2 separate regions of the Homo sapiens genome follow, and region 2 is linked to region 1. The links are chromatin contacts, found by Hi-C or POLR2A ChIA-PET in ENCODE. All regions are on one chromosome and are shown on one strand. Each heading gives the region's core, a stretch centred on a gene start or an enhancer-like site at or near the end of the contact. The rest is flanking DNA. Distances are from core to core; before and after follow the strand shown.

The links. A loop is a pair of places that touch in the nucleus more often than their neighbours do. ChIA-PET counts read pairs that join two places held with the same protein, here RNA polymerase II (POLR2A). Pooled maps may share reads with other maps.
Region 2: a loop to region 1 is called in a map of MCF 10A, with 4 times the contacts of the local background. The contact joins two enhancer-like sites. A Hi-C loop is called at or near these places in 2 of 168 maps with a recorded cell type or tissue (IMR-90 and MCF 10A) and 6 of 50 pooled maps. POLR2A ChIA-PET finds 5 or more read pairs at or near these places in 1 of 52 experiments (HEK293T).

Annotation. Positions count from the first base shown.
Region 1 is chr20:8,851,193-8,857,428 of GRCh38, reverse strand. The region is part of intron 31 of PLCB1 (phospholipase C beta 1); the gene reads right to left. Among named protein-coding and RNA genes, the nearest start is that of RNU105B, 23 kb to the right of the region's middle. Within about 2 kb of position 2,693, at least 15 of the 41 ENCODE cell types and tissues checked have a DNase peak (open chromatin) inside an H3K27ac peak, as active enhancers do.
Region 2 is chr20:9,109,315-9,115,550 of GRCh38, reverse strand. The region is part of intron 2 of PLCB4 (phospholipase C beta 4); the gene reads right to left. Among named protein-coding and RNA genes, the nearest start is that of PLCB4, 43 kb to the right of the region's middle. Within about 2 kb of position 2,225, at least 2 of the 41 ENCODE cell types and tissues checked have a DNase peak (open chromatin) inside an H3K27ac peak, as active enhancers do.

The DNA.
Region 1 (6,236 bases), core at 1,444-3,943:
CATGGAATAGAATAAGTCAAAATAAACTATAGCAACATTTAACAATATAGATACCTTATACTTAGATATACTTTATTTAAATTTTTTTCATTAGTACACAGAGAGAAGTTCACATAAGAGAAGTGTGGTAGATTGAGTTTTCAAAAACCCACCATTCTTCACTCCTCTTTTGTGACTTGTTTTGTCAATAGGATATGACAAAAGTGATACTGTTGCAGTGCTGAGTTGTTCTCAAAGGGCCACATGTGCCTCTACTCTTGCTATTGAAACCCTGCCACCAGCAAGTGAACAAGCCTGGGCGTGTCTGTTCACAGATTAGAGACTAAGTGGAGAGATCCGGTCGTTCTAGCAGAGGCCATATTAGACCAACCTACATCCAAGTGACCCTCAAACATGAAAGCGGGTCCAACCAGTATCACCAGCAGAGCTGTCCACCTCATGCTCAGTTGACTCCAGACACATAAGTGAGAACAACTAAGACCAGGAGAACTTCCCAGCTCACCAGCTTGTGGATAATAATAAATGCTTATTGTTTTAGGCCCCTGAGTTTTGTGGTGGAATTTGTTATACAGCAATAGCTAACTGATACAACAAATTCATGGACTTAGGATTTTCTTCCACAAAGTGAACACACCCATTTAACCAGCACTCAGATCAATACCAGCACTCCATAAGACCTCTACCTGCCACCTTCCAATCACTAGCCATCCTGTCCCCTACCCAAGATAGCATATTTTCTAACTCTTCATATACACTGAATAATAATGTATATACTTTTTTGTGTCTGGCTCTTTTTATTTATTTATTTTTTTGAGACACAGTCTTGCTCTGTTGCCCAGGCTGGAGTGCAGTGGTGTGATCTCGGCTCACTGTAAACTCCACCTCCCTGGCTGAAGCAATTCTCATGCCTCAGCCTCCCCAGTAGCTGGGAACTACAGGCGTGTGCCCCCACGCCCAGCTAATTTTTGTATTTTTAGTATAGACAGGGTTTTATCATGTTGGCCAGGCTGGTCTCGAACTCCTGGCCTCAAGTGATTCACCAGCCTCAGCCTCCCAAAGTAAGCAACATATTTTTAAGTGAAAAATTGTAGGCTCCCCCAAATTTTATACAGTATAGGTTCAGTATGGTCCTTTAACTTACATTATCATATTTCAATATGATACTCCATATGATACCATTTTTATGAAGTTAAAACAACTAAGATAAAAAAATAAAGTGTTATAGGAATACATATGCATGATATATATGCACATGTATATCTATAACCATGTAAATATAAAAAACAGGAATATATACATGCACACGTTTCAGATTCATTGTTACCTTGAAGGGCAGAGGGTGGAGAATGAAAGGCCAGGGTACCAGAGGGGGAGAAACCAGTATTGTAGTTTTTGTGGTGTATATGGGTGTGTATTATATTATAAATACAGTAATATGGTCTTGCATGGACCAATGAGAAGGAGGTTGTTCATCCAATTTTCAAAATGTGTGTGTAGAGCTACCTAAATAAAGTAGGAGAACAGAAGGGAAGAAAGGGTTCTAAAAAATAACCAGTCTGTGGCAAATTTTACATCTGAGAAGACCAAAAAGACTGAAGACCACAAAATTTAAGTGACTTGGCCAGAAGTCATTCAGATATTCTTATGACATGAATTTGATATGAAGAAAATACATTTTAAAGGTAGTTTTCCCCCCTTATGGTTTATGGTTGAAGCAGATTCTATTTTCTTACAAATGCTGTGTTCTGATATTTAAAATGTTGTCTGGCATCATTAGGTCTCAATCCCTTCTTAGAACAAAATGTTCCTGCTCTCTCCCATTTGAAGAGTATTCTTTCTTCAGATGAGTTTTCTAAACTTTCCTATTAAACTTGCTGGAATGTGAATGGGGAAATTAGAAAGATTTTTGTTTTTTTGTGTGTCAGTGAGGTGATTCATCACAGCACATTTCTTAGAATTTGGAGGGAATCCTGGGTCTGGGAGTGCTGGTGACTTGGAACAGGTTCTGCTGCAGCTGGGTGAACTTGGTCTTTGTAGACTTCTCTCTCAAGTTTATCTCAAGAGGGGGATTTGACCAAAGAGTTAGAATGGAAATAATGGCATTCTTCTCCCATTTCTTATTTCTGACCTAACAGCACAACTCAAAATATACTCAGGTGTTCTTTTATCTTGTGAGATAACTCCCTAGAATTGGTGGGAGTGAGTGGGGGGGGAAGAATCTGCTCTCCCCTGCACCCCTTACCCCATTTCTGAAATGTCTGAATCTTTCTTCCTTCCAATCATATGCTCAAGAATATCAAAAAGAGAAAGATTTCCAAGTCAGTTCTACATTTTGATCACATCCCCCTATTAATCATATGTTTTTGCTACCATCTGCAACAGAGAGAAATTTTAAATTCATTGTGCATACATCGTTTAAAATTTCCCCTCTCCGTTATGTTATTTAAACTTTTCCTACATATCAATTAGTTTGAAATAATAAGTCTTTAGGCTATCCATTAATTGCTGTACTGTAGACATGATCTGTATTTAAAATTATGCAAGGAAAATTAAGCTGAAGCACGAAGGAGTCTTGGCTAACGGTGAAGGCTTCTTAGCCCTTCAGAGCAAGAACTGAGATAACGAGGACAGGAAATACACAGGAGGCTCCTTGCCGAGTTTGTCGTTCGCCAGCGTGGAGACGTGAAAACAGACTGCTCCAGCTGTGGGCTCTTCCTCGCTTTTCAGTTTTCCTTTTGAATTCTTACTGTATTTGGTCATGCCGAGGCAGAAGAAAACGATTGTCAGCCAAAGGTCCTTTTCCAGTAGAAATTTATTATAAATAGTTTAACAGCAACTTGGCTTCGTAATTAATTTCCCTACTCCCCTCCCCTTGCAAAAAACAACACATCTCCATTCTGTAATCTTGATTAAGTTTGTGGCAGGTAGAAGGGCCTGGACCCGGGAGAAGAGGAGAAAAAGGAGAGGTGTTGGGGCTGGTAGCCTTACTCATTAGTGCCTTGATTTTAGTAAACACCATGGTGTTATTGGAAGAAATATTACTTAGAATGAAGAAGAAATCACAGAACTCTCTGTTGCTTGTTCAGAGCCCCTGAGGCCTGGGACCTCTGCAAGATTCTCGGCTTCCTAATAACCAAGGCTCTAGGCAGTGCTAAAAAAAAATGCCCTCTGAGATCTGTCTGCCTGATCTAGTCCCACCCTGTTGGGTGGTAGTTTCAGCAACTGAGGACTGTGCAATTGAGTTTTGCACACTGGAAAAAGAAAGATGGAACGAGTGTTAGAAAGTGGCTCATGGGTGACATTTTTCAGATCTTCCCTACCCAGGAAAGTTTAAGTTTATGGATGTTTATTTTGCCTTTGTGAGCTCTTCCTTTTTTCCCTCTGGCTTCTTGTTTTTGCCTCATGATTAATCATTTTGACTGCAGATCTGGCAATGTCAAGCATTGTGGGGCTCCTCTTGCCCTCTAGTGGTGAAATAGTAAAGTACAGCACTCGAAATACCATATGCCCATTACGAGTAAATGGTTAGAGCTTGGGAGAACAGCGCTTCTTTGTTGAATAACGCTTTGAAGCTTACACACACAATCACATAAAATGCCTCAGCACAGGGGACTGTGGAAGGAGAAGAAAGCGTCTTATTCTGAGTGTCATCATTTAGGAGACTCACACAAAAGTAAGAGAATCTTTCTAGGGAAATGTTCTCTTTTCTTTGCTTGAACTGAAGTTGCAATTTAGAGGCAGTTACCCTTAACCCTGGCATTTTTTTTCCCCCAGTACAAGTGTTCATAGAAGCACCACATGTAATAGGCAAAAGCTGGAAACAACCTAAATGTCCATCAACAGTGGAATGGGTAAATGAAGTGTGGTGTATTCACATACTTTATAGCAATTTTTAAAAACCCGACTACAGCTATCTACAACAACAAAAAAAGAAGCCAGATGCAAAGAACTATAGACTGTATGACTGTTTATATAAAGTTGCAAAACAGAAAAACTAATCTCTGTGTTGACTGACATCAGAATAGCTGTTACTTCCGGATGGAGGTAGTACTGACTGGGTTGGAGCACGAGGGAAGTTTCTGGGGTGTTGATAATGTTCTGTATCTTGACACAAGTGGTAATTTCATAAATTCTGTAAAAATTTGTCAAGCTGCATACTTTTTATCTGGGCATTTAATTTTTTCCTGAGGCTATCTTATATGGACTAATAACCTACTTTATTTTATTTATATAACTAATTGTCATGAGCATACTATTGGATTTATTTCCTTATGTGCCCAAAGTTCCTTTGATAAATACTTTTTTTAAATTTTGTGATAAGCCATTTTTCAGAAAATTCAATATGCACATGTTTTCATATCATCTGTAAATTCATGCATTCTGTGGAAGTTGTTTTTAGAGATGCTTCCACTTTCCAGGTGGTGACACTCACCTGACCTGCCTGACACTCATGTCCCCAATGGATATGGGGGCTGCCACACTGTAAACTGACATAATGTAACTTCTGGCCACCACTCAGGGGCAGTAACAAAATCAGAGGTCACTTCATGACACCTGGAGCCAGCCAGGGGCTATTGGATGTGATCATTCTGGTATACTGTGCTTCTGTTACCTGTAGGATCTAGCATTGGTGAGGTAAGATGGTTGGTAAATATTATAAGAAAACAATAAACATTACAAACCGGGAAAGAGTTGAGAAAATTGGAGAGCAAACTATGCTTTTGGAGATTTGTGGGGGCCTCTGGCACTTTCCAATCTTAGGATGTAAAAGTGAGCCTTCTCACACTAAGCCAATTAATCCAAGAAGTGAGTGCCTCCTTATTCACTGTGTGCCCCTTGTCTGTAACTGACCCTCTACTGATGTGGCTTCTGTGGACAAAGGAAAGGTTAGAAGAGCAGATTTCCCAGGACCACAGGCCCATCTTAAGGAGGCTGGGATATGGCTAGTGGGAGTTCTGCCTTCCTCCACTTCTTGGGACAGAGGCCCTGATGTCAGTCCTGGAATATCAGGAATAAGGTAACTCAGAGTAGTTTCTGTCATTAGACTCAGACTGGATTGGACAGAATTGGTTTTGCTCAACTCTGTCCTGGAGGATTGTTTTGTGGTTGATGAAAAGGAACACTTTGTAACACAGCAATTTTCTTAGGTTCTTCAATTAGGAGTTAGAAAAATGATGGATCTTTCTTTTGGGAGACCAGCAAAAAGATATTCGCTAATGTCAGTAGGTACAATTTAGAAATGACACTTAGTAACCCCAGATGTGGCTGAAATGACAGAATAATTAGGAGGCAGAGATAAAACCTGGCAGCAGGAATGAACTGAGACAGCAGCCTATTTTGCAACTTTATATAAACAGTCATACAGTCTATAGTTCTTTGCATCTGGCTTCTTTTTTTGTTGTTGTAGATAGCTGTAGTCGGGTTTTTAAAAATTGCTATAAAGTATGTGAATACACCACACTTCATTTACCCATGCCACTGTTGATGGACATTTAGGTTGTTTCCAGTTTTTGCCTGTTACATGTGGTGCTTCTATGAACACTTGTACTGGGGGAAAAAGATGCCAGGGTTAAGGGTAACTGCCTCTAAATTGCAACTTCAGTTCAAGCAAAGAAAAGAGAACATTTCCCTAGAAAGATTCTCTTACTTTTGTGTGAGTCTCCTAAATGATGACACTCAGAATGAAAAAAAATGAAAAAAATGAAAAAAAAAAAAACCAAAAAAAGAAATGGAGATGGAAGCACAGGGCTGATGACTTCTGATGGATAGCAGCAGCTGGGGTGACTATGGCAGACATCACTAATCAATCTTAGTGGTACTTCCAGGCCATCTAGATAGCCTTGGAATCCTTATCAACAAAAAGTCCCAGGCATCTGCTACCATATGATGGAGTTGGCATGCAAAAAGTAACCCACTACCATACAGGATAAGGCACTTCGAACTGAAAGTTGAGTAGACACTCAGGGTTATTTTGCAGCCCAGTATAAATCTTCAAGCAATGACTACCTCCTAGGCTACTGTGGCCTGTTGAAGCAAGTTTATATAAGCAAACACATATATCATAAATTGCTAGGGACCTTGAATAACAGGAAATTAGCAGTTATTAAATGCAAATGACTTTAGGAGGAAGAGAGGTAAAGAAAAAGAGTGAAAAGCACTGGTGGTAGTCAGTGGTGGTATGTGAGTATAAGGTAACAAACAGTGATGGTGACTGTGGCTAAAGGGAGCACACAAGG
Region 2 (6,236 bases), core at 976-3,475, 260 kb before region 1:
CCTAATGTTAAATGACGAGTTAATGGGTGCAGCACAACAACATGGCACATGTATACATATGTAACAAACCTGCACATTGTGCACATGTACCCTAAAACTTAAAGTATTAAAAAAAAAGAAGAAGAAGTTTTAAAAATCTATTCATAAAGCACTATAGTGTAGAGGTATTTTTATTATTAAATAATATATAGGGAGGGTTATATATGTGTTATACCTAGAAGCACCTCATTTAAATAAATTTTAAAATGTGTACACATTCCACCTCAGTTTCTATGAGGACCATCAGCACTGTTCTCGTTTCAATTTATTCAGGATTTACAAAATGAATAACGTAAGATTTATGGAAAATTTTAAGTAGTCTAGAGACCCACTGTTCTCAGCATAGAAACTAACCCTTAGAATAAGGTTTACTTATTAAAATAAGGAAGTAACTAGAGAAAAAGAATATAAAATAAAGTCCTTCACCTACTCAAACAAACACAAAGATCCACAAAGGATACTATTTGCAGAACTAACACCTCAGCAAGTATGACAGTAAGGGAAGGGATATCCTGGCCAATTACTCTGTGAAGTTCATAGTCATCAGGGTGGATTCATGGCCAAACACAGCAACCAAAGGCCGGTGTCACAGATCACCTACTCCAGGTAACAGAACTGTGCACAGGCCCTTAAACGTGAGGTCGGTCAAGGCCATCATCAGGAAGTGTGTTCTTTTACAGCAGTGTGCTTTGACAGGAAGAAATGTCGTTACTCAGGCATCTTAGGAAGCCATGTTAATCCTCCCCAGGTGCCATAATATGATTCCAGAAAGCTGCCTTTAATTTGGGGTTGGGGGAAGAGTGCTGACAACAACTGGCTACTGCTCTAAGCAGCTTCTCCCCTGGATGCACAAACAGAACAGAACTTGATAGTCTTCCTCCCCTGATTAATCCCACATTTGAGCCATCACTCATTACCTTGCTGAGTAGTAATTAGAAGGAAAAAGGGGAAAAGCTAGGGGTTTGGAATAAGCTTCAACATTATTAGTGTTTAACACTTCATCTTAATGCAGTGAGCTCAGACTATCATTACCCTCCCTGACACACTCAATATTCATACTCATCTCTAATCCTCTACCTAGGCTGTTTCTTTTTTTTTCTGACTTCTCCTCCAAATGATAAACAAATCAGGTCACTGCCCAGCTTAACTCAACATTGCCATCATCTTACTTTGTCTTCTCCGTTCCTAGCATCAGCACCACCCCTCTGAACACCTTATTAAGCACAGTCCTATGTCAATCCCAAATTATCTCGTTAGAAATGTGTGCCTCCAACAGGAGTAAGTCCCTCTAGGTTTTTAAGACAAAGTCTCTCTCTGTTCCCCAGGCTAGAATGCAATGGCATGATCTCAGCTCACTACAACCTCTGCCTCCCGGGTTCAAGCAATTCTCCTGCATCAGCCTCCCGAGTAGCTGGGATTACAGGCGTGCACCACCACACCCAGCTAATTTTTGTATTTTTAATAGAGACAGGGTTTCACCATGTTGGCCAGGTTGGTCTCAAACTTCTGATCTCAAGTGATCCGCCCCCCTCAGCCTCCCAAAGTGCTGGGATTACAGGCGTGAGCCACTGCGCCTGGCCAGACATCACAACTTGAGCAAAAATCACATTGTGAGCTTGATTAGGCACTCCCTTTCTACCCTGCTGCATGCAACACAACACTAGGTATATATGTCTGACTCAATTTGTTTGGCATTCTATTAATAGGGACGCCAAATGACTAGATTTCTACATTAATGCAATATTGATAATGACTTGGGGACACTGAAAATTGTTCAGAACCAAATGAAAGTTTAATTATGTTTGGCATTATTTTAGCAATTTAGTATATTAGATTATTTAGCAATTTAGCAATCTGGGTTATTAAAACACAAATAAAATTTAGCATTTTAACAAGTTTGGTTATTAGAAAAGTAATACTCCACAAAGGTAATTAAAGTGTGTCTCGTAATATGTGATCTTCCCCAGTACACCAATTCCCTGTATTTCCTGACCAAGATAAAAGCAGTTATTCGGATTTTCCCACCTATAACATATCTGAAAGATATAATAAAATAACACTTTCCATGGAAGACAACAAGCAACCTTAGAATGTAGACTACACATCCCGCGGGCACTTCTGCACAATCAGAATGTGAAGTTCCCTTTCCCAATCACAGTGAGGTTCTCAAAGAATGTTCTCTTGGAGAACTGCCAGTGTTTTGTGCTGCTATCTGAGGAAGCATTCTTGGAGGTGCCCATGAGCTAAAGCAGCAAAGGGCTCCGACTCTAAAACATTTCAAGCATTTTAATTTTTATTACAATTTAAACCATGTAAGCACAACCCTCAGAAAAAGAAAAACTCAATTAACAAGCTTTACTTTAAAGAGTCCATTTTTCTTCTAAGTATAAGCTGTGGGATGGCACCTTGCACACACACTCACATAAATTGATGTCAAGGCTCACAGGACCGCCATTCCTTCACCTCCTAGACTGCTGCATTTCAAAACTTATAATGTCTCCCTTTAGCTGCTTTAGGGACTTGGCATGAGATTTTTCAGCAGTCAGTTCCTTCAGCAAGGCCTGCTTTTGTGGAAAGGGTAAAATTTTATACGTACCAATTTGAGAAGCTGAATTTTTTTTTAAAAAGGGCAAGAGGAAATTGTTATAATTATAGAGACAGCTTTTGCATGCAAAATCAGTTTTCCTTGGGGAAATCTGCATACTCTCTATAAAGAATCCCCAGGCCAAAAGTACACATTATGCTTTTCAGCTCCAGTCTTTTTCAAAGCCATGCACTTGCCCAGGAATTGCATAAAGGGACAGTCTATGAATATGCTCCAGGCCTAGCCCAGATAAGCTGTTTATAAAACAAAAGACTTTACAAAGTTTTTTATAATATTTTAAAGACATATGGTATGCCTGAGGAACTGACCATTATCAATCAGTGTGAGACAATCAATAAAGAGTAGGGTATTTGGGCCAGGCACAGTGGCTCATACCTGTAATCCCAGCACTTTGGGAGGTCGAAGTGGGCAGATCACTTGAGGTCAGGAGTTTGAGACCTGCCTGGCCAACATGGTGAAACCCCATCTCTACAAAAATACAAAAATTAGCCAGGCATGGTGGCCCGTGCCTGTAATCCCAGCTACTTGGGAGGCTGAGGCAGGAGAACCACTTGAACCCAGGAGGCAGAGGTTGCAGTGAGCTGAGATCATCCACTGTACTGCGGCCTGGGCAACAGAGCAAGACTCTATCTCAAAAAAAAAAAAAAAAAGAGTAGGGTATTTGTTTCAACAGGTCTCCAAAACGTATCTAAACACTGTTCACAAAGATAATCACTGTAAAAGGCCTTCTCTTCAGATTCTTAACACTTCCAACTACATAATAAAAATTGGTCACAGTTGTTATGAAATGCTAAGAGTTAAGGATATTTTTGTGATAATGAAAGTAAAGCACAGGTAAAGGGACTATCCAAAATAAAGATCCATTTTTTTAATTTGGTCTAAATGTAAGGCATATTTGTCTTTGCTTTTAATTTTAGAAAAATTTTAGGTAATGAGCCTTGAAAAAAGGTGATAGTAATACTTCCACTAGTGGACTTTAAGACACATTAAATACATACTTCTATATACTTCATAGTGGAAAAAATACTTTGAGAAGGCAATATCCCATTTTAAATCAAAGTAATTATTTCTGTATGGAAGAAAATCCCTATGTTTTATGAGAGTTACTTGGAGCAGGCCATTCGTCTCAAAGAGGCTATTTTTATAATACAATAAATAAAATATTCTTAAATGAACTGCCCATCAATGGGAGAAAATTATCCATTTGTGTTAAAAGAAGTCTATTTTTGTCAGGTCTTTCCAAAGCAAACAAATTAGCAGTGGCTTTGGGAACTGTGAATCCACAGCCTCAACAGCAGTTGTCCAAAATTAAAGGTTTGTCAGAATGGGTGGGTGGAAGATGGAAACATTTCAAATGAGTATAAACATTTTATAACCCAGACAGAACCTTTCAAGAGTATCCCCACAGACTGAAATGATCTGTCACCTGGGCTAGGCCCCAGCTTCATAAATGGAACTTTCATAAATGGAATATTTTCAAAAATAACAATGAGAGAAAGCAACTCTTTGAAAAACAGATTTAAAGTAGAAAACATTCATAATATATTAAGTAGGAAAAGGAGGTTACAAAAGCATGAGATCTCAATTTCGTAAAACAAACAAAAACCAAATAAGATCCACACTGCCATCTGAAGAACACCACATTACAACATTAGTGGGTGCAGGGCCAAAGCCAGTTCTCTGTCCAATAACTTCCAGGCTTTGCCCAATGTACCTTCCCAAGTAGAGAAGAGTCATAGAGCCCTTTCAGGAAGCTCATCCCTGAGGGGGGTGTCTGTGACAAATCTAAGTCTAACATCGTTCAATCTGGCATTTTCCCAAACGTATATGACATGGAAAGTTTCCCAATGTCCCCAGTGACCCAGAACACCTATTAACATTCTTAGCAGCTCACCTTGGAAACAGTTTGAATAATAAATTGAATACCTGCTTAATGAATACAAGTAGTCAAAAAAATTGATGAAAGACCAAAAAGAACAACAGTACAATATCAAAAGTGGTGATTTGTGGGTTGTAGGATTTTGGATTATATTAATTTTCCAAATTTTCTATAACAAACATATTACCTTCATGATTATGAAAAAAAATACAGTATTTTACGATGCCTAAAGGGCTACACTGTTCATCTTCCTCTAAACTATTCATTGGTGAAGAGGACATTTGGTACTTCAAATGCCAACACACTAAGTTGGAGAAAAGGAGAAAGATCTGGCAATCTGTAGATTGCCACATGTAGACCATCTATAAAAGGCCAGCTATAAAAGAAACGTAGTCAGCTTAAATACTGTTCTCAGATTTCTGGTGTCCTATGAAAATAAATGAAGCAAGGAGTCCAGCCCTGGCAAAAGATGAAGGAGAACCTCAGCCTCACTAATTTCCTGTTTATTCTCTCAGATGCCAACCATTACACAGCAGCCTTTGGGAGAAATGTAAAATGTGTAGAGATAATCTAAACACTGTTTAGTCTTTTTATTTCCCCCACAAAAGACAGTGTAAATAGAGGAGAAATGATAGCTTACAAGACATTTTTATGAATCTGAGACAATAATGTATATGTCCATTGAAAGATGTTTAAATCCTATGTTTTAAAGATTCATATTTCATTGAAATAAATGCTAATCAGTGTAAGTTGTTATTTTCCATCAAAAATATATTTTTGGCATTTCTTCTTCAACTTTAATTTTTATTATATGTTTTAAAAAAAAAACAATTCCAGACAATATGGCTGAAAGGCTATGTTAGCCTTGACCTGTGCATTCATTTTCTATGCGGAGTTTCAAAACGTTCTACAAATTAACACTTTGCAAAAAATAGTTGAGTACTGTTTAGTAAAATACCCATTGCTTAATAATAATAATTTTAAAAAACTCTACTAACCTTCTCTGTGGGAACTTGTCCATAAACTTGAATAACAGATTCACAGAACATCAGGGCTAGAAGAAAGCTAAACTGGGCCTCCATACCCTTGACTCCCAATACTGAGGCCTGAATTGGTTAAGTGCCTCCCTCCAGGTCACACAGCTACTTAGGGACAACACAAAGCCAGATGACAATTTCCAGAAGACTGAGATTTTGAAGCTGTAACTGAAAACTCCCTGAGTTAATTAAGACAATGACTGCAGTTCAGTCCTGGCAAGAAAAAAAGGATAATATTTATGTGAGAACGAACTTAGTCCATCTGTGGCTGGCACACAAATCTTTCCCTTCACTATATTAGGCTTTCACTTTAACTTGTTCTGCCTGTCTTCCAAACAATTTTTGACTGATATCAGAAAACAAAAATCCTCCTGTTATTTCATGAGCCCAGCTTTTATAATTTGATAAGCACTAGAATATGTGTATTGTAGGTAAGTTGCAGAGGGGTGGTGGTAGGGAGTAGGGGAAAGGTTTATTAAATCAAGAAGCTATCATTTTAGGCCATTACGAAAAAAAAAAAAGCAATCATTTTATTTATTTCCCACACTCATGCATTACAATCCCACATGAATTGCCTACCAGTGAAAATTGTGAGATTCTCCTTCTCAAATAGGGAGACTGCTAAAATTCTATTTTAAAGTTTTATTGATATTTTTATTCATAATTTCCAGAGAAA